3 separate regions of the Homo sapiens genome follow, and all the other regions are linked to region 1. Evidence: chromatin loops called from intact Hi-C (ENCODE). Cell type or tissue: PC-9. All regions are shown on one strand.

Region 1 (8,000 bases):
CTGTTAAGGAAAAAAAAAAGTACGTGTGCAAAAGAAGAACACTAGAATGCACCTTGTGAAGTTGGACTGGAATTAGATGTATATAAACTGATGAGAGAGAGAAAGAGAGGAAGAGATATCTGTTTGCTAAGAGGTCCTAGAAGTAATGACAAACCAATAGAGATAAACACATTTGGTACCCAGATCTTGGTTTCTAAAATACTACCACTCTCCACTAAAAGGAACCAGGGATCCTCAAAGAAATGGCTGATTCCATGGCTAAGGTAGAGAAAGTACAAGAAGGGCCTGAAACAATTTATGCCGAAAAGAAAGTGTCAAAGAATTAAGGGGACATGTTAAAAGAACATAGGAGCCCAAAGGACACAGGAGTCAGCTTGAAGGGACTGTCACTGACCAAATCTGGATAATTTAACCACGAAAATAAACGTTAACAGGTTATAATCCATTAAGTAAAATAATAATCCATAAGTTCATACTGATATAAATAACTGGATGTATAAAGAAAGAAATGAAGAAGAATGTAAAATTCAACTAATAAATATAGAAGGAGTGGTATATTTAGAAAAACCTTAACGGATGCCACAGTGAAAGTTTAGTGTGGAACAGTATATTTATGTAGTCTCAAAATACCTTGCCACACATTACTTATTAACAAACAAAGGGGAAATGGTAACTTTGAAGTGGAATAACTTTGTGGACACCACCTTAACCAAAAGATAAAAGCTAATGTTATCAATACTGAGATATGCTGGGTTGGCATAATGTAATTTTTGATATGATGCAAAGGAAAGGACACAATGTTATTTCAGAGGTATTCCTGCCAAAAAGTATAACCTGAATCTCATCACGTACAAACAAAATAAATGCAAATTAAAGGACGTTTTACAGAAAAACTGGTTTGTAGTTTTCAAAAATGTCAAGATGAAGAAACATAAAAGCTGAAAATTCCAGATTGAAGGAAATTAAGATGACAAGAAATAATACAATGTTTGATCCTGAATTGAATCCTGGACTGGTAAAAAATATAAATCATTATTGAGACAATCAATAAAATCTGAATATGGACTATGGATTAGACAATAGTATTGTATCAACATTAAATTCCTTGATTTTGATAAATTAATACAGTTATAAAGAAAACGTCTTGTTATTGGGAAATATACACTGAAGTATTTAATGAATAAGTGACATGATTATATATATAATTAGAAGAGATATATGTACACACATATATACATATAAAATTGAAAGTGGGGAGTAGAATGACATGTAGTTCTCAGTGAGATAACGGTTCTGTTGGATTGACAGAGAAAGCTATAACCATTAACAAGTGAATAAACTGGTCCTTGTCACACACTGGAAGGACAGTGAACTTGAAATTTCATGTCCTGGCTCCTCCACTTACTATCTTTTGTAACTTTGGACAAGTTAACTAGCCTGTCTTAATACTTAGTTTCCTCATTTGTGTGAGCTGGGTATAAAAATCTGGGGTGATAACGATACCCCCAACATAAGGTTTTTTGTTGTTGTTGTTGTTGTTGTTTGGTTGGTTTTTTTGGGGGGGAGGATGGGGGGGTTGAGACAGTCTCGCTCTGTCACCCAGGCTGGAGTTCAGTGGCACAATCTTGGCTCACTGCAACTTCTGCCTCCCAGGCTCAAGTGAATTCTCCTGCCTCAGCCTCCCGAGTAGCTGGGATTACAGGTGCCTGCTACCATGACCAGCTAATTTTTGTATTTTTAGTAGAGACAGGGTTTCATCATGTTGGCCAGGCTGGTCTTGAACCCCTGACCTCAGGTGATCCACCCACCTCAGCCTCCCAAAGTGCTGGGATTACAGGTGTGAACCACCTCGCCTGTCCCACATAGGGTTTTTGAAGGTTCAATGAGTCTAAACTTCTTCCAAAGCCATAGATAAAATAGAGTTTCTGGGCCAGGCACGGTGGTGCAGGCCTGTAATCCCAGCACTTTGGGCGGCCAAGGCGGGTGGATCACCTGAGGTCAGGAGTTCGTGATGAGCCTAACTAACATGGTGAAACATTGTCTCTACTAAATATAAAAAAGCCAGGCGTGGTGGCACATGCCTGTAATCCAAGCTACTTGGCAGGCTGAGACAGGTGAATTGCTTGTACCTGGGAGGCGGAGGTTGCAGTGAGCAGAGATCGCACCATTGCACTCTAGCCTGGGCAACAAGAGGGAAACTCTGTCTCACAAAAAAAAAAAAAAAAAAAAAAAAAAAAAAAAAAATTAGAGTTTCTGACATTACAAAGCTAAGACCAGATTGTGGAATCACATGTCCTCACCAAGTCATGATGACCATGAAAGGCCCTGTCTGATCAGTAGTATAGTCTAGATCTAGGCTGTAAACCTCATAAGGGCTGGGGCTATCTTTTTTGTTCTTCATTGCAGTCCTGGCACTTAGTGCAGTGACTGGTCCAAAGTGGTATTCAATAAATAAGCCCAGTGCTTACAGCCTTAGAGACATGCCTCATGGCTATCATTGCTGGTGGCCACCTAAAAGGCTAGGTATATTTCAGTGTCTCTTGGTAGCCAGTATGCTTTTGCCCATTCATAAATATATGTTGTATAGTAGATAGTAGCACTGATCTGGAAATCTGGAAAACTGGCTCTGCCATTATTTTGACTTTGTCCCCTGCTGCCTATGCCTGTCACTCATTAAGCCACAAAATATTTACTAAATACTTATTACCCAGTGTGCTAATGCTGAGGACACAATGCAGATATAACTATAACAGGACTTATTCTCTGCTGTCATGGCTCATCGGTCCACTGGGAGAAACCAGTTTATAGCAATTATAATACAGTGAGATGGCACTATACTAGAAGGAAGAACAGGGTGCTTTGGGAGTAAATAAAAGGCCCCGTTTTTCTTATCCTGCATACATGAATTGATGTGCCCTAATTTGGTCCTTTTCATTTACCTTGTTCTGAAAGCACCACAGGTTTGCTCAATCTCCTAACACTTGCCTGGCTCCTCAAATGTTATTTTGGCCTCCTTGACTGTAGCTCCTTGCTGGGTATTTAACATCTGACTGTCCAGATTCAGCTTTCTGGCTGTGCCTGATGCTAGGCCACAGAAGGCTGGCTAGAATAACAATTACTGATCATATCCTCAAGATGGCAGCATTGTATAATCATTAAGATCACGATGTGCCATGGGTTCATTAACATACCTTGCTGTGCCATACCATGGGATCTACTAAGAGGATGTCTGGGAGTTGTTTTGTTTTTTTGAGAGAGTTTCACTCTTGTTGCCCAGGCTGGAGTGCAATGGCGCGATCTCGGTTCACGGCAACCTCCGCCTCCTGGGTTCAGGCGATTCTCCTGCTTCAGCCTCTTGAGTAGCTGGGATTACAGGCATGCACCACCACGCCCAGCTAACTTTGTATTTTTAGTAGAGACGGGGTTTCTCCATGTTGGTCAGGCTGGCCTCGAACTCCTGGCCTCAGGTGATCCACCTGCCTTGGCCTCCCAAAGTGCTGGAATTACAGGCGGGAGCCACCGCGCCCGGCCGAGGATGTCTGTTTTTATATCTTCCCTTAATCTTGAAAGAGATGAGCAGTTTCCTTCCCAGGGTGTTTTGTAGTCCTGAGATGCATAAACGGGAGAAATGAAAAAGCAGGTTCTTTGGAGTAAGAAAAATTTGAGTTCAAGTACAAGATGCAACCTTGAGTCATTTAGTGCACCTGGGCAAGTTAAGTAAGATATCTGGGCTTAAGTTGCCCTATCTAAAATTTAAAACAATGAAATTATTTTCCCAATGAAATTTTTTTATGATATAAGATAACATACGTAAGACTAATATTGTATAAAGCACTGTATAAATATTAAAGCACTTTGGGAGGCTGAGGCAGATGGATTGCTTGAGGACAGGAGTTCAAGACCAGCCTGGTCAACACAGCGAAACCCTGTCCATCTCTACTAAAAATATAAAAATTAGCCAGGCGTGTTGGTGCATGTTTACAATTTCAGCAACTCAGGAGGCTGAGGCATAAGAATTGCTTGAATCCAGGAGGCGAAGGCTGCAGTGAGCCAAGATCGCGCCACTGCACTCCAGGCTGGCCGACAGAGTGACTCTGTCTCAAAAAAAAAAAAAAAAAAAAAAAAAATTTAAACTAATTATTACCTATGCGTGGGAAAATCAATCAGTGTAGATGAAAACTCAAACTCAATATCTTCACGTTGATTAGAAGAAAGGTTCTAAAACCTTTAGAATAATCTAGAAATTTTTATCTGTTTCCTATGACACATCTGAAAGTCTACAGTGATGACCTTGTCAAAAGGAATCTTCTACACGAAGATACCAGAAGTGGTCGTGTCATAGTTGTTACACTTTCTTATTTTTGGCTTTGGACAATAATTGTAAAGTTTCTATTTCAGCTGAAAGCTTGTCTCCCTCCCCCAGGAAGGTTAGAGAAAGTCACCTTTGGCTTGAATTGCCTAATAATAACAGCAGCAGAGTATATTTCTAAGAGGTTTATGGCCTAAACAAAGTGCTCTCACATATCCTATATCAACTAGGGCAGAAGCTATGGCAATCAATGATACAGTGTAGGACACAAAAAAATACAGGCTAAGAAGAATGACAGAACTTGAAATCCTAAGCCACAAATCATCAAAACATGGCTTGCATATAGGTTAGAGGGGGCTAGAAGGTAAGTAGAAAGAGTCTTAAGTCTATCATTTGCCTGGCCTACAGAACACACACAAGGAAGCAAGATTTAGGAGCTCAGATCAGGTTCGGAGTCTGACAGGAAGCAAGAAGGGTGTAGAAAGGCTGGTGGGTAGCTAAGGTTTAAATAGGTCAATTGGCTTTAGAATCTGACAGGGAAGAGGCAGAAGAAATGAACACTGATGAAGCAGGAATAAGCAGCATTGTCTAGGAAGGATGGCTGGTGGGGACAGGAAGACAGAGGTGAGTAACCGGGATCAGACAGCTGGATCAAGGAACTGGACAGCACACCAGGAACTGCTGGGTTTGAGATTCAGACACGATGAAGATGGGTGCTGACTCTCAAAACTGTGGGAATTCAGGCACAACTGGAAGTCAGACCCTGATGGAACACCAAGCGGCAGAATTGAGATTTATTGAGCTGCAGATGAACTATGTAAATGAGCCAAGGGGGGAGGGGGATGATTTAAGTCAAATGTAAGCCTACTTAGGTAATCTCTGCTACTTTACTCCCCATTCAGATCTAGAACAGGCAGAAAGCTCTGGACAGGACATGTTCCCTGTAAAAGTAAACAGACATACATCATAGAACAGTGGTGTGGAATGTAAGGAATCCTTCTCAAAAAGCTGGTGTTCTTGGCCGGGCGCGGTGGCTCACGCCTGTAATCCCAGCGCTTTGGGAGGCCGAGGCGGGCGGATCACGAGGTCAGGAGATCAAGACCATCCTGGCTAACACGGTGAAACCCTGTCTCTACTAAAAATACAAAAAGTTAGCCGGGTGTGGTAGCCGGGTGGGCCCTGTAGTCTCAGCTACTCGGGAGGTTGAGGCAGGAGGATAGCGTGAACCCGGGAGCTTGCAGTGAGCCGAGATCGCGCCACTGCACTCCAGCCTGGGCGACAGAGCGAGACTCCGTCTCAAAAATAAATAAATAAATAAATAAAAATAATAAAAATAAAAGCTGGTGTTCTTGGGTAAGCTCTGGCTTCCTCACACCTACGATGGATACAATAGCTGCAGTTACCTAGCTCTTATACTGGCCAGGAAAAACACAAGTCAGTGAATCACAAAATACTCTATGAACTATACAGTGCCATATAAATACAAACTGACTTTTTATGCTTTGTGGATTAGGGCCCTAAAACCCAAAGTTCTTTTTTTGCCCAAAGTTCTTTTTTTCCCTACTCAGCGCCCTGGCTCTGTTCACTGCAGAAAGTCTTTTTGCAGTGGTGTTGGGCTTAGCCAGGCTGAAATGGAGCAGTTAGTTCATTTTCTGTGATAAGTATCAGTGCTTCCTGGCATCAGCATGGAGAGTTAAGAGTTAACAGGATGTGTTCTTAGGACCAGCTCTCCTCAGGAATGGCAACTCAAGCATCTTCCAAATTTAGTCTCACAAAGAAGAGTTAGATTACTATAGTGAGTAATAATGAGTCACGAGGAGCACAGTTTCATGCCCTTGCTAATGAACAATGCAGAGGAAGAGAACAGGGGCTGAGAAAAGAAAGGGACATAGAAATTGCAGAAACTCCAAAATACTATAAAATTCTTCCAAATAAAAATAGCTAACACAAATATTCCAAAATGCCACATATGACAGCACATTTCCAGGAATTAATGGTTGTTGTGATTAAAATAGAAAATTTAAAATACAATTTGATTATCTAAATATTGCCGGGACAGACTGATTAGAATAAGGTAATGGGAGTGGGATAGGAAACACAGGCGAAATGCAGCATTTAGTCTTTTTTTGTGCTTCTCAAGTCCTGGCCTTATCAGTAATGTTTTCAATGAGTAGATGGAACATTGATGACTTGAATTTCCTCCCTGTCAGGACATATCTCTGGCATTGCATATATTACACTGCAGAGTGTTCATTGCAGACAAACGAGTTAAAGCCTCCGGCATTATTTCACAGTAACTCTTTGCCAAGGATTAGACTACGTTGAAGAGTAAAAGTCATTTTGTGTTTTCCCTTTATGAAAATCTATGCAAGGACTTTTCAGACTAAAAGAGATTTACAGAGGTCACTTAAGTAATGCCCCTCCCCCACCCCCAGGGAAAGCTATACTGAAAAGTAAGGTATAATTATTGCCTTTTTTTTTTTTTTTTTTTTGAGACAGAGTCTTGCTCTGTTGCCCAGGCTGTAGTGTAGTGGCGTGATCTCGGCTCACTGCAACCTCTGCCTCCCAGGTTCAAGCAATTCTCCTGCCTCAGCCTCCCGAGTAGCTGGGACTACAGGTGCTTGCCACCACGCCCAGCAAATTTTTGTATTTTTAGTAGAGAAGGGGTTTCACCATGTTGGCCAGTCTGGTCTCGAACTCCTGACCTTGTGATCCACCTGCTTTGGCCTCCCAAAGTGCTGGGATTACAGGCGTGAGCCACTGCACCTGGCCAGTATCTTCTAATTTCTAACTACCTATCTATTGGTATGTTTTGCGGTTAGAGAATCTGATTTTCCTAACATTTAAGTATTAAAGAGCACAAGTCAAGATCTGCCTGTCAGAATTTTACATTTTATCTGAATTTTAAGAAGCTGTAAAAGACAAAGAGTATGTTAGTTTCTTCTTTCTACTTCAAAATATAGGAGTCATCATCAATAAATGGCACAATTTTTTTTTTTCTTTGAAAGTACAAACAGGGTTTTACCACATTGCCCAGGCTGGTCTCAAACTCCTAAGCTCAAGTCATCTGCCCCCTCGCCCTCCAAAGTGTTGGGATTACAGGCATGAGCCACCGCACCCAACCAATAGCACAATATTTTTAAAGCAATCTTAAAATCTGACATCTTTTAAAAGATTACAACATTGAAGTCCAGGAAAATATTTAAGGTAGAGTCACAATTAAAATCAGATTTCCTGACTAAGGTCAGGATAACATTTTCTGACATAATTTAACCTGTCCTTAAATACCCAACTAAAGGGATAATTTGGTTTCTCTTCTCCCACCCCAAAATAATTTTTAAGAATAATATAGGCCAGGTGTGGTGGCTCACGCCTGTAATTCCAGCACTTTGAGAGGCAGAGGTGGGCGGATCACCTGAGGTCGGGAGTTCGAGACCAGCCTGACCATCATGGAGAACCTCGTCTCTACTAAAAATACAAAATTAGTCGGGCGTGGTGGCGCATGCTTATAATCCCAACTACTTGGGAGGCTGAGGCAGGTGAATCACTTGAACCTGGGAAGCAGAAGCTGTGGTGAGCCGAGATCATGCCATTGCACTCCAGCCTGGGCAACAAGAGTGAAAATCTGTCTCAAAACAACAAACAAAAAAACAAACAAAAAAACATGAGATTACTTTTTCTCATACTTGGC
Region 2 (8,000 bases), 830 kb after region 1:
ATTAGTTTGCTTGGGCTGCCATAACAAAGTACCACAGAGTGGGTGGCTTAAACAACAGAAATTTATTTTCACACAGCTGTGGGGGCTGGAAGTCAAGAGCAAGGTGTGGGCAGGTTTGGCTTTTTTGAGAATTATTTCCTTGGCTTGAAGTCAGCAGCCTCATGTGGTCTTTTCTCTGTGCTTGTGCACCCCTGGTGTCTCTCTGTGTGTCTGCATTTGCTCTTCTTATAAAAACACCAGTTAAATTGGATTAGGGTGCACCAATATGACCTCATTTTACCTTAAGTGCCACATTAAAGGCCCCATCTCCAAATACAATCATATTCTGAAGTACTGGGGGTTAGGTCTGCAGCACATAAATTTAGAGAGAAATACAATTTGACCCACCACAAGAACTTTCTCACTTTTTCTTTTTATAGTAGCCTTGAGAGAGCAGCCAGGACACACATCTTGCAAGTCTATTCATTCATTCAACAAATATTTATGAGTACTTACTAAGCGCTTGATGCTGAAGATGTAACAATGAAGAAAACAGGCAGCTTCCTGCTCTTGTGGAAGTTAGGTTCTAGTGGGAGAGACAGACAAAACATAGTAACAAATAAAACAATCACAGACTGTGAGAAGTAGAAGTAAGATAATATAAATAGTGCTGTGATAGAAAATAAAGTGGGTGAGATTTTTGGTAGGGTCATCACGGAGGGCCTCTCTGAGGAGGTGACAAACATTGAGAAAGATTCCTTAAAAATGCAAAGAGCTCGGGAGAGGAAATTGCTCAGCAGAGGAAACAGCAAATGCAAAGGCCCAGAGATGGGAAAGAGCTCAATATGGTCTAGACACTGACTAAATGCCAGCGTAGTGGAGGTATCAAGTGTAATGTGGAGCATGGAGTGAGATGGCAGGAGCGGGATCGTGTGGGGGCCTCTTCTGCCTTAGTTAAGGAGTTGAGAATTTATTCTGAGTGCAAAGGGAAGTCACAGAAGGGTTGCTGTCAGAAGGGCGGCATGATCTGTTCTGCAGTGTGGGGGATGGGTTGGCAGAAGAAAGGTGTGGGAGATGGGGAAACTGAGTCCTACAGGCGATCACTTACTGGCTTTCATTCACACAAGTTCCAAACGGCAGTACTGGTCAGGTACTTACATTACATTCCTATAAACATGGAGCAGGGCGCCCTCTGCTGTTCCAAGTAATTCTTAATCCACATTGATGGCAAATCTAGGAAATGAAGAAAGAAAACTCCCCGACGCTTAATTATGGAATATACAGGAATCCTCCAATCACATTTCCAAAATTCATACCAAAATTTTGAGGTGAAGAGAAGGGGGCCTGAGGAAGCTCCCAAATAACAGGTTGACTGTTCTTAGGAAAGCTGGGTTGAAGATGAAATCGACTGGCCTTTTTATTTTTAAGAGTAATTAATCACTTGAATTACTCTTACTGTTTTCTAAAGAATTATACATGCTCATTACAAAAAAATCAGACACTACACCAACACAAAAGCAACACATTACTCCATATTTTACCATGTGGGAGTAACAAGTACTTTTGATGAATATTACTTTAGACATCTCTCTGTGCCTGTATATGTACACATCCTGTTGGATAAAAACGTCCTCAGTAGAGATCCCTCTAAAGTTAAAGACATTACTGAAGCATTTTTAAAAACGGACTCATTTTTTGAGCCACACATTTCAATTTTAGTTATTATAGATTGTCTCAGTGTTGTAAAATAGTGTTACAAAACATAACTCATTGTTTCGTTTTTCCATTTTTCTTAGCTCTGCAATGCCTTCTTTCATCTTCTTTATTTTATAATTTATCTTAGAGGTATTGTTTTACGGAATTCATATTCTTAATGAGCTTTTCTCTCTCGGCAAATGTTTCCTGCAAAGGGTCAGGTAGTAAATATTTTAGGCTTTGTGGGCTAAAAGAACTTGGTCACAACTGTTCAGCTCTGCTATTACAGCGTGAAAGCAGCCAGAGACAATACGTAAATGAATGAATGTAGTTGTGTTTCAATAAATGTTTATTTACAAAAACAGGAAGTGGGCCACATTTGGCCCACAGGCTGTCATTTGCTGACCCCTGTTACAAAAGATAAGATAATTACTGTTTACTCTTCCTTTCATCTCACTCTTTTCCAGGTTTTGCTTATATTATTTTCACTTTGTTAGGACTTAATGATACATTCCCTTATACTACCTTCAAGGCCACACAGGATTAGCCTTAGCTGTGAAATTAAATAAACATGGTGTTCCACATGAGTTCTTTTCATCACAGCTTTTTCACTCGAGTTCTTTATTATTTTTCATCTCTTGTTCGATGGGATTACTTGCCAGTTGTGTGTAGTTTGGTTTTGTTTCAAAAAGAGTTCATGAGTATTATATTTCCCGAGCTCTTGCGTGTCAAAAAATATCTGCCCTTTATCTCCATGCTTGGTGACACCCTAGCTTGGTACAATATTTTTGAATCATGTTGTTTCTCTCAGAAGTTGGTGGTCATTACTCCATGTCCCTTGGTACTGGAGTTGCCATGGCAAAGCCTTGAAACCACTTGACTTTTTCCCCCTATAGGGGCTGACTTGCCGTTTTCTGCCTAAATGTCAAATTTTTTTCTGGATTCTTAACACTTAACAGTTTAACCAGGAAATTTCCCAATTTAGACCATTCTGTATCAATTTCTCTTGACATAATTGTCCTCTTTTTTATCCATTAATACCGTTCTTCTTTTCAGAAAACTTTTTAGGTTATATCTTTGAATTCTCTTTTTTCTTTCCTTGTACTCTAAGGATGTCAGTTGTCTTCACGTTGGATAATTTTTTCTCTCTGTATCTACCTTTATTTTAATTGCTTTGTCTTTTCATCCTGCATTTTCTATGACTGTCCCCAGCCATCTCTCCATGACATTTGCAGCTACATTTTTCTCTCCTTTGCAATTTATAACTTATTACATTTATAACTCATTGTTTTGTTTTTCAATTTTTCTTAGCTCCACAATGTCTTCTTCCATCTTCTTTATTTTATAATTTATCTTAGAGGTACTGTTTTACTGAATTGATATTCTTAATGAACTCTTCTCTGTAATTAAGCGTTCAAAAAGAACTTGCACTTCACCTTTGAGTTTTATTTTCTTCCTGAGGGTTTTTGGTTTTGGTTTTGTTTTGCCTTTTTCTTGCTTACTACTTATTTTGTAGTAGCAGATTTGCATAATTTTGTACTGTTTCTTTTCATTTTGCTCATGCTTAACAGGGAGCAGTTTTGTTTGTAGTTTCTGTAAAATGACGCGGATGGATTCTCCTTGATGTCTTTCTCACTTTATCTGGAACTATCGTGTCTTCTCCTCACCAAAGAATCAGTTTCAGAGGTGGGTGTGGCTTTCTATTTATTTTTTAATTAAAGCATATTCTTTTGAATTCTCAGTATTTCGTTGACTACCTTTGCTTTTGGGAGAAGGGCTGGCCTTAGAAGTTGTACCAGTCATATCAGAATCTTTCTTTTCATGGATGCCAAACCTTATGATTCAAGCAGTACCCTTTCCTCTCTAGCCGCTAATGTATTATTTGGCTTAAAAAATAACCATTTCATCAGGTGGGGAAAGAAGTTTCTGTGATCCTGTTTTGCTCTGCTATCTTTACGTGGAGTTGGGTGTTAAAGCAAGAGCCAGGTGCATTTTTGGGAGGAATTAGTTATGAAAAGAAACAGACCAGATGATTTTTGAAGTTTCTTTTAGCTCAACATACTGAGATACGACTATTATGACAACAGGGGTCGCCCGACCGTTGAAAATTACCAAGTTCAACAATGTAATAGTAAGAGGCATTGCAATTGTCAGACCACTAGAGGGCAGATCTTGGCCACAATTGGAAGTAGTCACAGTAAATAGTTACTATTGTCAAATGAATTGTGCTGGAGCTCCTTTAAACTTTTACAAAAAAATCTGAAAAGGACAAACTGCAGGGAAACCGAGCTCAAATTATCTGACAGTTGGGGGCTACTCATTTGTAAAAGGGGTCCCGTGATTCTCTGTCTTGCCATCTGTATCCATCTCCCCTTAGGTGTTCACTTTTGCCAATCCCCCCGTCATCCAAGCTTGAAAACTAGTAAAGCATGCCCAGATCCTCCATTCGCTGTGCTATTTTCCAGCTGGCAGGTAGAAATTTGAAACACCTCGCCCAGAGTTACAGCCGCCCAGCTCATAAATGGTGAAGACCTGAAATGGAGCCCACCTTGCTGGCTCCTGTGCCTTCTGAACACCTCTCCAGGAGAGCAAGCTCTTGTCACTGATACTTCACTTCTAGCATTGAAACCGCAAGAGAAGCAATACCAGCAAGAGATGAATCAAATCCTCCCTTCAGCCCTTGCTGTTGGCAGCTCCCTATGGCATTCTGAATCATTACCCTGGACAGACTTTTGTGACCCAAGGATAAGCCTCCTTACAACAAAGATAATAGAAACCTGCCTTTGCTGCCAAGGATGTTTCATTTGTCTCTCATACTGGGTCTTGCTGCTGGAGGTAACATTTGCCAGCATAAACTTTCAGCCTGCTGTTTACCAAATTCCTCTGTACATCACTCATCATGCTTCACCAGGGAATTCAAGGCTTATTTTGCCCTCCTGGACTGCTTTCCTAGCCTTAAGTCTTTGGCGACACATTACATCACATACATGTAAGACAGATGCCTGCTTTTCCCTCCACTCAGGGAAGCTCTGAACCCACGATGTCAGTAAAATCCTGCTAAAGTTTTCAGATCAGGATGTAAGTTATGTGCTCTGTTAGTAATACAAATTGGGAGTATCCTTGATATGACTGTGTCCTTACAAGAAGAGATGTTTTATTTTCTTCATGTAGATTTAGTTTGGGCTATCCCAGAAAAATCACTGTTTTCTCTTGGGAAATATGTTGGCTTAAATATTGATAGATCTTCCTAAGACCTGATTCCTCCCAACAGGCAGCAGGCAGATCTGATGTTTTGTTTCAGCTGAGCTGTAAACATGATCTGCAGCTGGTGTGGTTTAGTTCACTGTGGATTAAAGTGTTCTGTGTCCCCCAGTCAGATGAACATATGTAGAGAACTATACTTTCTAGTGGCCTTGTCTGGAGCCCAGAATAGTGGAAAGGATATGTTTTTATTGTGATTTATTCTATCAAAGAAATAAATTGGGCCTTAAATTAGGGAAGGGGGTAGGTTTGCTTTTTCATTCCTCTGGGGCTGAAGCAGGTAAGAGTTTGGACTCAATGGGCAAAAAAGACAATAAAATTCTCATGGGGGAGATGAGCCAGTTCTTGAAAGGAAGGAAGGAGGAAAAACACTCTCAGACCTATGGATCATAGGAGTGGTTCTATCTCGTATCAGTTACAAATTTTCATTTTCCTTGCATTATTATCAATATTTCAGTAGACATCAGACCTCACAGCTTAGCATGTGCTGGGTTAAGGAGAATTAGGAAAAGGTCTGTGTTCTTCTGGCATGGGCTATACCAAGACAGGGGCTGTGTCCCTTGGGCTGTGTTCTTTGAGAACATCTTGCAAAAAGATCCTGAGAAACAGTTGTGAGAGGTGACCAGCAGAGGGGCCTACAGCAGTGGTTCAGAGTAAGAGATGGCCAATGATAATCAAGGTGGATTTGTTATTGTGTGAACTATTTCCTGAGAATTCTCAGGAGTAAGAAGGAGGATAAAATATAGCTATTATACAATAAATTGATAAAATATTGAATGGGGGTTTAGATAGAATTATTTGGCTATTAAGCAGAAAGCCTCCCTTGAATGCTAAAGAACCTTGAGAAATTATGGGTACATATTGCTAGAGCTTTCCTCTTTGGTTTTCTGTGGCTTTATATCTCCTAAAATAAACTCACATGAAAAAGATTGAGATCACTGTTATTGAGAAGTTCAAAGAAGAAAATTTTTAATTGCATGATTGATTTCTGTGTGGATTATACCTAAAGACAGAGAAAAAAAGCAGAGTGAGTTCCATTGCTAAACAAACATACTTTTAGTCCTAGAGGGAAATGCAAGATGCCTGCAATTCAAAGAATAAGGTTATTAAAACTAGAAGCATATTTGGAGAAAATGAAACCAAGTAGGTAGCACAAGGAACAGCCTATTTAATCTTTTAATGGTTTCTAAAAGGTAATGGGAAAACCTGGTATCTTAAATGAAGTGAATTTAATGTTATTAACCTCCAGTTCCAGGTGTATGGAATAAAAATACAAATCTCAATATAGATGTAACTGGCTGTTGCCGTGTGACCCATGTTAAGTAAAGTACTCAGTATAAGAAATATTGAAAAACTGATGAATGAATAAGCGATTTGGGGAATAATTGGCAAACCATTTGGGAAAAAATTATCTTAGAGCCATATTTTATATGATGATACACTAGATAATTGTTTTTAACCCACTGAAGATGTTGCTTCCTTCCTGTGGTGATAAATTTAATTTCCTTTGGGAGATAACCTCTTCTGTATATGCAGTGTGGGTGGGACTATAAATTCTCTGCCCTTTTCTGGTCACAAGGTGGCTGTCGCCGAAGTCAGGACAATTGGAGACAGTTTCAAGGGGCTGTGAATGGAGCAACAACAAGAAAAAACACTCATTGAGCACCTGCTCTGGCAGAGATCCCTGTTCCCATGGAGCTTACATCCTGAGGAGTGGGGGTGGAGATGGGTCGAGGACAGTGAGTGTTCCTTCATTTCACTCCTGTATTCTTTTCAGGTCTGCCGGAGCTGCGTGATCTTTCCATCTCCAAGCCAAGCTCCTCAGGTTTTACTTCAATTACATCCACTCTCCCAATTTTTCCAACAAATATTATTTTTGCTTATCTCGAGTCAACTTATTGCTTGAAAACAAAGATGTCTAGTAATTTCATATGGCTTAAAGAAGTGATTTGCAAGCTTCAGATGCAGAAGAATCACCTAGAAGGTGGTTAAAAATACATGTTTTCATGGTCCTTTGGAATAACTTTGATTACTAAGGTCTTCCAAGGGTAATGGGGATGGGCGTTAAAACAAACAAACAAACAAACAAAACAGGTAATCTGGTGCAGGTGATGCTCAAACCACTCTTTGAGAATCACTAGATTAAAGAGTTAATTGATTTTTCTTAAGCATAGAAAGACAAGTAGAAAGTAAAACTTTTATAAGATGAATACAGGGATGACAAATTTCTATTGCTTTGAAGTAAATAGAAACAACTACAAAGGAAATAATATTGATATACTCATGTGAATAAACATTAAACATCTGTAAATTAAAAATTAAAATTAAGGGATAAGAAGCAAGACAGAAAATGTTTTTCATCAAATATGACAGTCTAATATCTATAATAATCTGTGATGAGCTCATTTAAAATTAGACATAAATGGATAAAAGGGTTTATTTTCTATATGAAGGGGAGCACAAATAGAAACACAGAAGAGTGCAAATGGTGAAGAAACACGAATAGTAAAGAAACAGAAATCAATCATGCAATGATTTTATATTAGCTCATGAAATAATCAAGAAAGTGAAACCAAAGTAAAATAAATCATTTTACACCTGCTAAATTAATAACAACAAACAATTCCGAGAAATGCCAACACAGCACTAGCTAGGTTAGGCTACAGTTGCTATACTCAGGCCCTTTTGTGGCAGTTTAATTGAGGTTGAGAAAACTCTCAAAAAGCCGTATTTCCAGAAATAATGAAGGTTCTCCGTCTTCTCTATTCTTAAGGTTTATGAAACCTAGAAGTCAAGACTTCTATTTTAGGACTTATTAATATAAAGGGTTAGATCCCAATTTACCCAAAACTTTAGGAACCCATCAGCCCCTCAGATCTGAGGCCAGCTGTTCCTTAGAGGACTAAAGGCCAATGTTCAACACCTCCCTATGCTGGGGCCGTCAGATTTAGCTCATCATCATTATCATCATCATCATCCTCAAACACATTCAAATGTGTTGCAAAGCACACTTATAATAAAAAATTACTCACTGCTTATCTGACATTCAAATTTAACTGGGCACC
Region 3 (8,000 bases), 55 kb before region 1:
AGCAGAAGGCAGGCTCTGAAAAGTACTAAGCACAGTTCCATCCACAGGGCTGCTGGAGTACAGAGGATAGGGAGATGACTTCTCCCCCTCAGGAGATGGGGAGCTCTGAGAGCTTCATGGAGAGACTCATTCATCTGCCACTTGTTTGGGGAGCTCCTACTCTATGCCAGACACTGAAAGTGCTCAGGGACAATGGAGAGGGGCATTCTAAGCTGAGGCAGGTGTCTGTGCAGAGTGGCCACATCCAGCAGCTGTGTGCTGGAGGGGAGGGCTGTGGGCTAGAAAGGTGATGGGGTGGGGAAGGCAAATCTTAGTAGAGTTTTCATGCAAAGAATTGGATGGGGAAAAGCTGAGCTGGAGACTGTGACACACAGGAAACAGTGTGTGATATTAGGAGTATTGAAATTGCTCCCAAGGTGGGACCCAACAGCAATTCAGCTCTCATGTTGACATCTGAGAGCAAGATCTGGAAGCAGTTGGGTGTTCTTTCTTGTATCAACTCCAGTCTTCCAAATTCTAAAATCAAAGTTTGCATTTGGAGGTTTATCCAAACCTCTGTGGAACCTATTTATGCTTTCAGCCGGTAGCTCCTTTTACAGGCTCTTGAGTGTTGTGGTTCAGAGTCCAGGCCCTGGAGCTGAACTGTCAGAGTTCAATGCTTGCTATTAGCCGTGTGGCCCTAGACAAGCTACTTTACCTCTCCGTGCCTTGGCTTCTTTATTTTTAAAATGAGTATAATTATACCTCCTCTGTAGGGTTGTTGTGAGGATTGAATGAGATCATGCATGGAGAGTGCTCCAAACAGGTACATCCTAAATACTCATGAGAAGATGGCTGCTGGAAGTAGTAATAGTAACACCGGCTTGAGACATTTACTCCTTACTGTGTAGAAACGACCTTCTGTCTCTGTCATCAACTTCTAGTACACTCCAGAGATCAGTCCCAAGATCTGCCATTGTATGAGCAAAGCTTCTTCTGCTTCTGAGTTGCAGGACTTGGGAATGGTCTGAAATCTCAGTCCTATCCTTGCTTTCATGGTCTGACTTCACTAACAGAGGGAGACTGGGCATGAGAGAGATCTGGAAGGTTCCCACTGCCTCTTCCTAAGGGCCTGATGACCTGTTTTCAGGCCCATCCTCCCTCCATCCTAGCCCCTACACACAGCTGGCTGATGGGGCTGCAGGGCCTTGCCTGGCTACTCCCCACAGGTGTCCAAGTCTCAGAGGCCTTACCTGGGCCATGCTTCCCTCTGCCCTCTGCAGCACTTGCTTTGCAAGGTCCCTCTGGAGGGTCACGAATGTGCACATGATCTGGCCCAGCCACTGCATGACCAGCTGGTTAAACTGTGGGAGCTCAGCCACTAGCAGCGAGTTGAGTGCCTGGTATGTGTGCCGGGCGGCCTCCTCCTGGTAGGTCACACTGCCCACCTCCAGCAGCTTCTCTTCCACCCGCTCAAAGTCCAGTAGCTTGTCCAGACGCTTCTTGATCAGGTTCTGAGGGCCAAGCAGGGCTTTGGCCAGGCTGCACAGTGGCTGCCACACCAGGCCTTCTAGCCGTTGCTTCTGTGGGGAGACATGAGCGTGGGAGTCGGGAAAGGAGGTGGCAAAGGGCAGGGGCTGTGAGAAGGGGCTTTGGAAGCATGCAGGCCTGGATTCCAGTCTAACTCCCACTGACTAGCTGGGACCTTTAGCATGTTATCTAACTTCTCTGGGCCTCAATCTGCCCATCTGAAAAATGGGGACGATGCATGTAATGAGCTTAACAGAGTGCTTAGCACAGAGTAGGCATTCAATCTTATATAGCACTTTGAATCATTATTATGCAAAGACCTTGAAAAAGTTTTTTGTTTTTTTTTTTGAGACAGGGTCTCACTCTGTCTCCCAGGCTGCAGTGCAGCAATGCAATCACAGCTCACCGCAGCCTACCTGTCAGGCTCAAGCGATCCTCCCACCTTAGCACATGCCACCACACCCAGCTAATTTTATTATTATTATTTTTTGTAGAGACAGGGTCTATGTTGCCCACAGTGGTCTCTAACAACTGGGCTCAAGCAATCCTCCTGCCTTGGCCTCCCAAAGTGCTGGGATTACAGGCATAAGCCACCTTGCCCAGCCTTAGAAAAGATTTTGTATAGAGTGGTGGTCAAGAGTCTTTGGGGCTCAGATCCCAGCTTATCACTGACCATCTGTATAAATGACCCAGGAGGTGACCCCCTCTGAGCCTCAATCTCTCACCTGCAGAATGGGGTTATTCAAAGTAGCCACCCCCAAAACCATATGGTGAGGATTAAATGATGTAAGGAATATAAAGGGCTTAGCATAGAGCCTGGCAGATAGTGAGGCTCAATAAATGTTAGTGGGGGCTATTTTTATCAGGAAAGTGCACTAATAATAATCTCTATGCTGCTGACCACTCAGGAAGATTACAGATGTGGCAATTGTGTAAAGTGCCTGACTTCTTTTTTTGAGAAGGAGTCTCACTCTGTCTCCGGGCTGGAGTGCGGTGGCATGATCTCGGCTCACTGCAACCTCTGCCTCCTGGGTTCAAGCAATTCTCCTGCCTCAGCCTCCTGAGTAGCTGGGACTACAGGTGCACACTGCCATGCCCGGCTAATTTTCTGTATTTTTAGTAGAGACGGGGTTTCATCGTATTGCCCAGGCTGGTCTCAAACTCCTGAGCTCAGGCAATCTGCCTGCCTCGGCCTCCCAAAGTGCTGGGATTACAGGCGTGAGCCACCACGCCTGGCCAAAGTGCCTGACTTCTAAATATTATTCTTGTAAGCTCTACCACCTGCCTAACAAAGAAAGGAGAAAGGAAAGGTTCCACTCACAAATTTCAGGAAGGCCTCAAGGTGAAGGTCTCTTGCCAAATTGCAATACTGCACTGCAGGCCCCTCGGGGATGTCCAGATTGTATTCGTGCGGCCTGAAGTAGAGGAAAGCCTGGACCCAGTACCAAGGAGAAACATCCAATCATGCCTGTCATGGCCATCTTACGCTGGAATCCCCTTCCACCATACCTTGAAGAGGTTTTCCAGGCTCTCTACACACCCCCAATGAGAGGGACACACACAGCTGATTCTATTCTCACACAGCTTAAGTGATTAGAAAGTTCCGCCTTAGACTGAGTCAACATCTTTCTCCTCATTCCAGTGCTTCTTGAACTTCATACATTTACATGCCACCTTTGTGGGGTTTTTTTCTTTTTCTTTTTTTTTTTTTTTGAGACAGAGTCTCACTCTGTCACCCAGGCTGGTGTGCAGTGGCATGATCTTGGCTCATTGCAATCTCTGCCTCCCAGGTTCAAGCAATTCTCCTGCCTCAGCCTCCTGAGTAGCTGGGACTACAGGCGTGTGACACCTTGCCTGGCTAATGTTTTTCGTATTTTTAGTAGACACAAGGTTTCACCATGTTGACCAGGCTGGTCTTGAACTCCTGACCTCAAGTGATCTTCCCGCCTCGGCCTTCCAAAATTCTGGGATTACAGGCGTAAGCCACTGCACCCAGCAGTGCGTTTGTTTTTTCCCATGTCCATATTCCACATGTTCTATTAATACTTTTCTCTAACTTTTCCTATTTACATCAATGCATTAAAAAAATGCCCCATAGCATTTAAATCTTCATTTAATTAGTTGCTCACATTGACGCATCAGGAGATGTCATCAAAAATCTGAAAAATACCTGAATTTCCAGGTGTGTTTTTCTTAAAGTCAGAAGAACTGGGCCCATATTCTCACCCAGCAACAACCCCCCAGAGCTGAGGAATAGCTGCTCCTTTAGATTTGATTCATGTATTCATTCATTCAGCCCTTCAAATTCCAAATATTATTTTATATTTAAGTTCACTGAAAAGTCTCATAAACAGCCTGTTAGACACTAGGCTCCTATTGCATTGGATTGCCTGTTACCTGCACACTTCACTCAGTAGCATTACCTGCCTGGCCCCTTTAGGCACCTGTTTGTCTCCCCTGCTCTAGGTGCTGGTCTGGCAGAGTTGCTCTGCGGGGCTCTGCTTCCAGTGAATTTTGGCCCTATGTGGTAGGAACTCCAATGGGCTCGGAGCTGCCCCCAGTATAATGGCCTGGGGCTGAGGAGTGCTGGCCAGCATTCTCCAGAAGAGATGAGACAGGATGACCTCATCTGGTTGGTTTCTGAGGCTGGTGCCTTTCCCAGCTTGTAGGCTGGGCCCTGCAAGCCTCCTGCCAGGGGAACCCAGCCCAGACTCGCCCTTTATGAACCCTGCAGTGTCCTCACCTGCAGATTGTCCAGGTAAGCAGCCACGTTGTTCTTCAGCTCAGTCACACACAGAGACACCCACTGGAACCTCTCTTCTAAATCATCAAATTCCTTGTCTTCTGTCTGAAAGTAATGTGTGTGAGGGTTGAGAATATCCACATGGGGGCAGTGTACACCGGCTTCAGTGTTCCAGGTCCTCACTGGGACAACCTTTCCACAGACTCGCCCACCAGAGCTGGTTCTCGCAACCCCAAAGCTGAGAGGGTGGTGTAGCTCAGTGGTTTTACATTCAGAGCATGGAATCGGATACACAAGCATGAGCCCCAGTTCATTGGCTTCCTAGCCGTGTGACTCTGGACAAGGGTTTTACCCTCTCGGAGTTTCTGTTTTCTCATGGGGATAGTGGGAACACTTATTTCATTGTGTGAGCATGCTTGGTTTCAGAGCAGGCACTCCACCAACCTGTGCTGCTAGAAGTAGCTATTTAGGGCTGGTCCTTTGCCCAAACCCAGAGACCAGCTCTCCTATCTGTGTAAATAGGCCCCAAAGAGAGTGGCCCAAGACACTGGAGAAACCCCTCCACTGGCTCTTCAGAATCAAGTGGGGTGCCACCTCTGCCTCTTCCCAGCACCTCAATCTCTCAGCCTCCATTGCCTCAGTTCTGAAAGGAGCCTAAGTCCCCTGTCTACCCACTGTGCAGGGCCTGGCCTTGGGGGTGGCTGGATGTGACTCTTCCTCCCAGGCGCACGCTCACCCTGGGGATCAGCCCCGCCTCCTGCTTCAGCAGCTGGCTCAGCCGGGTGGTCTTCTTGGAGAGGGTGTGTGTGTTGATGCGGGCCAGCCGCTCCCGGAGGGTCAGCTGCTCTACCTTGGTGTACTTGGAGGCTGCAACGACAGAGAAGAGGGGAAGCACGGTGATCAAGCCAACTCAGGAAAGTGGATGTCACGGACATGCCCGGCTGGGCACCTGCTTGGGCCCTCTGCTCCATCAGGGTCACATTCATGAGGTTAGTGAGTCACACAGGAAAAGCATAGGGTCCTCTGTCTGAGGTGTGAGCCCTGGCTGAAGAGCTTCCTGCCTGCTTGACTTTGGGAAGTCACCACTCCTTGGGGCCTCAGTTTCCTCATCTGTAAAATGGGACCAGCCACCTCGCAGGATTGCTGGGAGAGTCACCTAAGACAGAGGGTCTGAATGAACTTCCTAAAGAAGAACCCATGGAGGAGAGATTTGCCTGGGGTCCCTCAGCCACTTTGAGCCAGGCCAGCTGGGAGCCACGCTTCCCGGTCCTGACTCAGTGCTTCCTACTGATCTGTCGTAGGATGGAGAAGCAGGTGGGGAGGAAATCCAAAGCTGCTAAATATAGTATAGCATGGTGGTGAAGACTCCAGGCCTGAGTTTGAAACCTGGCTCTGTCCCTTACCAGTTCTGCGACAGGAAGCAAGTGATGCATGCTCTCATTTTACCTGACTGTGAAATGGGGCTAACAGGGCCAACCTCAGAGGGTTAGTGCAAAGACCAAATATGACAATGAAGGAAAAAGCATGGCACAGCTAGCCCTTAGTAAACATTAGCTGAATTGCCATTTTTATGTTGTCTCAGTCATGTAATTGAGTTTCTCTTAACTTGAGACACTGTTTCGTTTTCCAAACCTTTCTGTTTTAATAACCTGAGAGGCAGGCTCCCCAGATATATGCACAGCTCTTTACCTCCCCACTATTGATTTCTCCTCCACAGTGTGGCAGTCATGTGGTTTGGATGAGATTGATCTCACTTTAGCTCAAGGGGTGGATTGCTGACTGATACAAGCCAATTTATATAATTCCAAACCCCTGGCAACAGTGATTAATTCAAAGAAGGGCACATAACCCAGACCTAAGCCAATCAGTTCATGATGCCCTAACTTTGGTGATTAGTTCAAGGTAAGCACATGACCCAGGTGGGTCCTATCAAAGAGAAACTTTGACTTAATTTTTGTGGCTAAGGGGGAAAAAACCCTGCCTTACCCGGGTAAGTGTGGTGTGCAGCTGTGAGTCTTGGAACAGCCACAACTTACTATTATGAGGCAAGCCAGCCTGAAGATGAAGCTGATACAGAGTAAAGAGCAGAGACAAGGGAGTTACAGGGAACTGGAGCCAGCACCCTGATCGAACCCTACCTAAAGCTTGCATTACCTCTGGATTTATAGTTACATAAGCCACTACATTCTCTTTACTGGTGAAGCAGATTTTAGATAAATTTTCTGTAACTGGAAGCATTCCTACTAATGTGTCCCCTTAAATGCCCAAGTCCTTACCCACTTCCTTGCGCATCTTGTACTCATTGATATTGGTGTTCACGTCCTGGAGGGCAGAGACAGCCCTCTGAAGGACAGGATAGGCACTGGCATCAGGGACTGTGTTCTCCAGGATTTTCTGCAGCAGCAGTGGGTACCTGGTGATCCTCTGCAGAGGAATTACCAGCAAGAAACTGAGGCCTGAAGATCCAGCTTGCGGCCTGAGGGAGAAGGCTGGTATTAGGCAGGTAAATCCCACCCTCTGGAGGACCAGGGGGCCTGGGCTGTAGTCCTCACTCTACCATTTAGCTCACTGTGTGATCTCAGGCAAGTCACCCCCTCTCTGCGATCCTCCAGTTCCTCATCTGTAACTTGTGAGTTCTAGATGTTAGGCAGGCAGTGACGGTTCTGGGCCTTGGTTTCCCATCTGTCCCAAATCCAATGTTCAAGCTCTCTGCCCTCAGCTTGCTCGGCCTCTCCACAGCAGACACGACTGACTACACCCTTGCTCTTGAAACACTTTCTTCTTTTGGCTCCAGAGACACCCTCTGTCCTGCTTCTCCTCATACTCTGCAAGCAGCTCTCTCAGCCTCCTCTGCTGGCCTCTCTCCAATGCCGGAGTGCCCTGGGTGTCCTCTCCTCCCTCTCTCTCCACTTTCTCTTAGTGACCTCATTTGGTCCTATGGCTTTAAACACATCCCAAGCCCAGATCTCCACTTCCAACTTCTGTTCCAGAGCTCCAGACTGACACATACAACTAGATCCTTGACATCTCTGCTCAGATATGTCCCGAGCGCAGCTCAACTCTGTGTTGTGTATCCACATGATATCTTATTTAATAGAATGGTCTGCTGCCTTAAAGAAATGTTCGTGTTTTTTTGTTTTGTTTTGTTTTTTGAGACAGAGTCTCACTCTGTCACCAGGCTGGAGTGCAGTGGTGCGATCTCGGCTCACTGCAACCTCTGCCTCCCAGGTTCAAGTGGTTCTCCTGCCTCAGCCTCCCGAGTAGCTGGGATTACAGGTGCACACCACCACGCCCAGCTGATTTTTTTTTATTTTTAGTAGAGACGGGGTTTCACCATGTTGGCCAGGATGGTCTCAATCTCTTGACCTTGTGATTTGCCCGCCTCGGCCTCCCAAAGTGCTGGAATTACAGGTGTGAGCCACCACACCCGACCAAAAAAAATGTTCTTAAAATCACGGGAACTTAATTTTTAGAGATTTATTTAAAGTATTTAGGGGTAAAAAGTCATAATATCTATAATTTCCTTCAAATTAGCATAAAAATAGATAAAGCAAACAGCAAAATGTTAACACTTGTTAATTTTAGGTGGTGGGTATGTATCTATCACATTATAGTATTTTTCTATAGTTTTGAAACTTTTTATGAAAAAAAGTTAAAAAAAATGATTGCTTGAGGCCAGGAGTTCAAGACCAGCCTGGGCAACATAGCATGACCTCTGCTTCAAAAAAAAAAAAAAATTAACTAGGCA

What was found. Peaks named below come from ENCODE experiments on the same cell type or tissue, not always from the same donor. Only the 100,000 strongest peaks of a DNase experiment are listed, where the experiment ranks them.
Region 2: it touches region 1 in a loop (6-fold over the local background); 12 of 110 quality-filtered maps call a loop at or near these places.
Region 3: a loop joins it to region 1, with 10 times the contacts of the local background. A loop is called at or near these places in 16 of 110 quality-filtered maps.

The regions. Positions count from the first base shown.
Region 1 is chr5:149,560,074-149,568,073 of GRCh38, reverse strand. It overlaps a transcript of ARHGEF37 not described here. Among named protein-coding and RNA genes, the nearest start is that of CSNK1A1, 13 kb to the right of the region's middle. In PC-9, CTCF peaks have their summits at 2,897 and 3,099 (motif pointing right); DNase peaks (open chromatin) are centred at 3,183, 5,253, 6,083 and 6,593; H3K4me3 peaks cover 975 bases; H3K27ac peaks cover 4,746 bases.
Region 2 is chr5:148,726,940-148,734,939 of GRCh38, reverse strand. No RefSeq gene overlaps it. Among named protein-coding and RNA genes, the nearest start is that of HTR4, 76 kb to the right of the region's middle. In PC-9, CTCF peaks have their summits at 1,175 (motif pointing left), 3,616, 3,822 (motif pointing right), 5,517 (motif pointing right) and 2 weaker places; DNase peaks (open chromatin) are centred at 1,149 and 3,809; H3K27ac peaks cover 339 bases.
Region 3 is chr5:149,615,295-149,623,294 of GRCh38, reverse strand. ARHGEF37 (Rho guanine nucleotide exchange factor 37) reads right to left here. Exons shown (of 13, transcript NM_001001669.3): 5 at 6,529-6,728; 6 at 4,989-5,119; 7 at 4,253-4,357; 8 at 2,831-2,941; 9 at 1,233-1,562. Among named protein-coding and RNA genes, the nearest start is that of ARHGEF37, 38 kb to the right of the region's middle. RefSeq lists enhancers at 4,937-5,206, 5,337-5,466, 6,337-6,406 and a silencer at 7,183-7,383. In PC-9, CTCF peaks have their summits at 4,183 and 4,393 (motif pointing right); a DNase peak (open chromatin) is centred at 4,224; H3K27ac peaks cover 1,936 bases.